Linked DNA regions of Homo sapiens: region 2 is linked to region 1. A link is an interaction called in ENCODE POLR2A ChIA-PET data of the cell type or tissue named here. Cell type or tissue: PC-9. All regions are shown on one strand.

Region 1 (2,500 bases):
AATTTCTTCCACCAGATACCCTAAATCATCTCTCTCAAGTTCAAAGTTCCACAAATCTCTAGGACAGGGGCAAAATGCTGCCAGTCTCTTTGCTAAAACGTAACAAGAATCACCTTTGCTCCAATTCCCAACAAGTTCCTCATCTCCATCTGAGACCACCTCAGCCTGGACTGTATTGTCCATATCACTATCAGGCTTTTGGTCAAAGCCATTCAACAAGTATCTAGGAAGTTCCAAACTTTCCCACATTTTCCTGTCTTCTGAGCCCTCCAAACTGTTCCAACCTCTGCCTGTTACCCAGTTCCAAAGTCACTTCCACATTTTTGGGTATCTTTTCAGCAGCACCCCTCTCTGCTGTTTTGCTGTATTAGTCTGTTTTCATGCTGCTGATGAAGACATACCTGAGACTGGGCAATTTACAGAAGAAAGAGTTTTAATTGGACTGACAGTTCCACGTGGCTGGGGAAGCCTCACAATCATGGTAGAAGGCAAGGAGGAGCAAGTCATGTCTTACATGGATGGCAGCAGGCAAAAAGAGAGATTGGGCAGGGAAACTCCTCCTTATGATACCATCAAGTCTTGTGAGACTTATTCACTATTACGAGAACAGCAGGGAAAGACACAGAGCCAAACCATGTAAGTGATAATATGCACATAGTCATCTAGCAAGGACCATTTCTCCTGACAAAATTCACTGAACTGAAAGATGGCCTCCAAGAGCCAACACCAACAGTATGCATTCAAAGATCTGAGTTTGGTTTAGAGAAGCATTCCCCACACTGTGTTCCACAGAGTACTAGCATATCATGAGAGTTCATAGGTCTTCCTAGAAAAAAGTGTTTGTGGTTAAATAAAATTGAAAGGTATTAAGTTGAAATCAAACGCATTTACTTATGGCTTTATAGTGCATTAAATATGCCAATTTGGATTATGAATCAAGAGTAGATCTAATGAGTCTGTGAGATACTAGTGTCCCCAGGTCCCAGTTGAGCTTAGAGAAAGAAATGTAGACTAGGCACGGTAGCTCATGCCTGTAATCTCAGCACTTTGGAAGGCCAAGGCAGGCAGATCGCTTGAGCTCAGAAGTTCAAGACCAGCCTGGGCAACATGGCAAAACCTTGTCTCTACAAAAAAAAATACAAAAATTAGCCACACGTGATGATGCACACCTGTAGTCTCAGCTACTCGGGTGGCTGAGGTGGGAGGATTGCTTGTGCCTGGGAGGCCGAGGCTAGAGTGAGCCAAGATAGCATCACTGCACTCCAACCTGGACGCCACTGCACTTCACCCTGTCTCAAAAAAAAATAAAAAGACATATAAATGTCTAAAAGTAGGAATCAGCAAAGGAATTCAAATATGCATGCAGCATGTAGGTCTTGTCACTCTCAGGAGTCCTTAGCACTTTGGGAATGGGAAGTGAGTTATGTAGTGCCTTTCATTTGTGGCACCCTGATTCACCACCATTGTAACGTATTTTGCCACATTGGTTTTCTCTATCTATATAGACATACATACAAACATACACACATATATATACAGCCACATATACTCAGAGATAATTGTTTATATTTTTTAATCATTTGAAGATATGTTCAATATATCATGTCTTTTTATCCCTGAATACTTCAGTGTATGTTTTATAAGAACAAGGAAATTAGCTAGGCATGGTGATGCACGCCTGTAATTCCAGCTACTTGGGAGGCTGAGGCAGGAGAATCGCTTGAACCCAGGAGGTGGAGGTTGCAGTGAGCCAAGATCACATCACTGCACTCCAGCCTGGGTGACAGAGCAAGACTCCATCTAAAAAAAAAAACAAAAACAAACAAAAAAAAAAAACAAGGATATTTTCTTATGTAACCACAATACAGCTATCAAAGCCAGGAATTTTCTTTCTTTCTTTCTTTCTTTCTTTTTTTAGACAGGTCTTGCTTTGTCACCCAGGCTGGAGTGTAGCGGCGCAAACACAGCTCACTGCAGCCTCGCCCTCCCAGGTCAAGCAATCCTCCTGCTTCAGCCCTTTAAGTAACTGGGACTATAGGCGTGCACTGCCACACCCAGCTAATTTTTGTATATTTTTTTTGTAGAGACGGGGTTTTGCCATGTTACCCAGGCTGGTTTCAAACTCTTGGGCTCAAGCAATCCACCCACTTCAGCCTCCCAAAGTGCTGGGATTACAGGCATGAATCACTACTCCTGGCTTTTCAGGGAATTTTGAACATTGGTCATATTCCATTTTGTCCATTGTCCCAATTAGGTCCTTTATGGCAATTCTTTTTCCTCCAATGCAAGATCCACTCCAGGATCATGTATTACATTTAGTTGTCATGGCTCTTCTCTTCTTTAATCTAGAATAGTTTCTCACTCAGTCTGTCTCTTATGACATTGAAATTTTTGAAGAATATAAGTCAGCTGTTTTATAAACTGTTCCTTAGTTTGGGTTTGTCTAATGTTTCCTCATGAGTGATGCATGCCGAGCTAGAATACTACAAAGGGATATTGT
Region 2 (2,500 bases), 120 kb after region 1:
GTGAGCTGAGATTGTGCCACTGCACTCCAGCCTGGGTGACAGAGCGAGACTCCATCTCAAAGTAAAACAAACAAACATAAAAAAGAAGTAAGGAGATTCTCATTTTTAACTGTGAACTTGTTTATTTTTAAAACATTGTTTAGGCCAAACAGATCACATCAGAAGGGTGGATGCAGTCGGTAGTTTGCATCCCTGTTCAAGAACCCGCACATGCATGGGGCAGATGGCATCCCTACGTGTGTGCTTGTCTGGGTGGCTTTTCCAGAACCTAGGGAAACACCTTCCCAAAGACGCTTGCAGGCCTCCATCTCCTGCAAACATAAAAGCCCCCCCCACCCAGGGTTGAAATGACAACGTTTTCAGGACCCAGTGACCTCTCCAAGTTTCCCAGCTCTGGTTCCTCTCTTGGACCGAGCTCAAAGCGATGTGAGTGGTCTCTTCTCAGCAGTCTTTGGGAGACATAAGCTTGTCCCATCCTCCTGGCCTCAAAATAGGAGGTGAATGGACTGGGGAAAGTGCAAGGCACCCCGCCTCCTCACCTGCTCCACACCCCTCAGGGCCATATGTCAAAGACATACAGGTCTTCTAGATAACTTTGAGCGAGGGGCCCGAAGCTGCAGCCCTGGAGCAATGTGCCTGTTTCTCTATTTGGAATCCATCTGACCCTGTCCTCCTAGCAACAGTCAGTCAACAGCAGGTGTGCAGTCCCCACACTGGTCCTCCCAGATGCCTCCTGTCTCTGCAGGATTCCTCCCAGCCTCCCCTTTCCCCCCCTCACACAATGGGGAGAGGTCTGAAGGCCAGAGACTTCAGGACATATATTCCCCCTCACTTTTGTCTGTTAGGCTTGGCCTGGGGGAAGCTATGAATTTATACCAGCCAGGGTAGGGCAGCGGATCCTTCCAAATCATCACCAATGACTTTTTTTTTTTTTTTTTTTTTTGAGACAGAGTCTTGCTCTTGTGTCCCAGGCTAGAGTGCAATGACACAATCTTGGCTCACTGCAACCTCTGCCTCCCAGGTTCAAGCTATTCTCCTGCCTCAGCCTCCCGAGTAACTGGGAATACAGGTGCCAATCACCATGCCCGGTGGTATTTTTTAGTATTTTTAGTAGAGACGGGGTTTCGCCATGTTGGCCAGGCTGGTCTCCAACTCCTGACCTCAAGTGATCCATCCACCTTGGCCTCGCAAAGTGCTGGGATTACAGGCATGAGCCACCACGCCCAGCCCATCACCGTGACTTCTAAGTTGACACCAAGCAGATTACTTACATTTTTTTGATGATTCAGTCTCTTATCTGTAACGTAGGTGTAATAATAGCATATTCAGAGTCATGTGCCACCTAATTCATTAGCATTTCCTAATCCCAGTGAGCTTCTTGGGGGGAGAGCAGCACTACACTATAGGATCACACAGCTCAATTCACTGGTAGCAGCCAAATGGGGAAAATGATATTGAGGAATGTGATTTCAAATACTTCACAGTGATGTATTAATTATTTCACTCGACTGTCAGAGTTTCTCACTGCAATTTATCTTCCATGTGGGTTTCTGCAAATAGAGCTGGCAGACTTTTTCTCCCCAGTCTGACCCCAATTCCAATCCCAGTTCCAATTGTTGTTGAATTTCTTGCATGTGGTCTAATCCTGTAGCCACACATGAACATGGGAACAAACTGGTTTTTAATAACGTGGAAGAGGCAGGAGAAAGAGAACCTTCCCCAAGTAATGAGATGTGGACAGCCTAACGTTCTGGAAGAAGAAAAAACCTTTCTAGAGACTTTTTTTCCCCCAGAATTATCCTCATTAATATCAGGAGACATTTGCTGCCACTTTAAAAGAAGAAGCTTTGTAACATGCCTGTAACTAGCACAGAGCAAATTAATTTATTTCAGGTGAATTCATAGCAGCAACGGGCAAAGCTCTTGCTCACACCTTTCCCCTCCAGCAGGTACACGGGGACTGATGCATCCTTCTGTGGGAACTTTGGACATGGCAGGTCCTTAGAAAGGGCTCGTTACCAAGGCGAGAGTAGCAAACTGTTCTTTCTCTTGCAGACACCCACCGCAGTGAAAGACACAGGCTTTAAGCACAAGAGGAGGATCTGGGTATGTCTCTAATCTTTTGTTACTCTCCAGATATTCTTGGCCCTGCACTTACAAGGGTAGGTGTATTAGAAGGGATGGGTATGGAGGTTAGGAGTGGGGTCCATCCACACGTGCTTCCAGCCCTGGAGACCAGCAGCATGGATGGGCCTCAGCCTAGCTGGGGTCGAGAGGCCAGCCACCTTTGGGAAACCTACTCATTATTATTATTATTTTTATTTTTTTGAGATGGAGTCTTGCTCTGCTCTGTTGCCCAGGCTGGAGTGCAGGGGTGTGATCTCAGCTCACTGCAACCTCCACCTCCTGGGTTCAAGCTGTCCTCCTGCCTCAGCCTCCCGAGTAGCTGGGATTACAAGTGTGCGCCAACATGCCCGGCTAATTTTTGTATTTTTAGTAG

Evidence for each region. ChIA-PET counts read pairs that join two places held together with the same protein. Peaks named below come from ENCODE experiments on the same cell type or tissue, not always from the same donor. Only the 100,000 strongest peaks of a DNase experiment are listed, where the experiment ranks them.
Region 2: POLR2A ChIA-PET joins it to region 1 with 8 read pairs; 3 of 35 experiments call an interaction of 5 or more read pairs at or near these places.

What each region holds. Positions count from the first base shown.
Region 1 is chr15:99,189,594-99,192,093 of GRCh38, reverse strand. The region is part of intron 9 of TTC23 (tetratricopeptide repeat domain 23); the gene reads left to right. Among named protein-coding and RNA genes, the nearest start is that of TTC23-AS1, 52 kb to the right of the region's middle. In PC-9, no CTCF peak of the experiment used is centred here; no DNase peak of the experiment used is centred here.
Region 2 is chr15:99,069,252-99,071,751 of GRCh38, reverse strand. No RefSeq gene overlaps it. Among named protein-coding and RNA genes, the nearest start is that of SYNM, 35 kb to the left of the region's middle. In PC-9, no CTCF peak of the experiment used is centred here; a DNase peak (open chromatin) is centred at 1,341.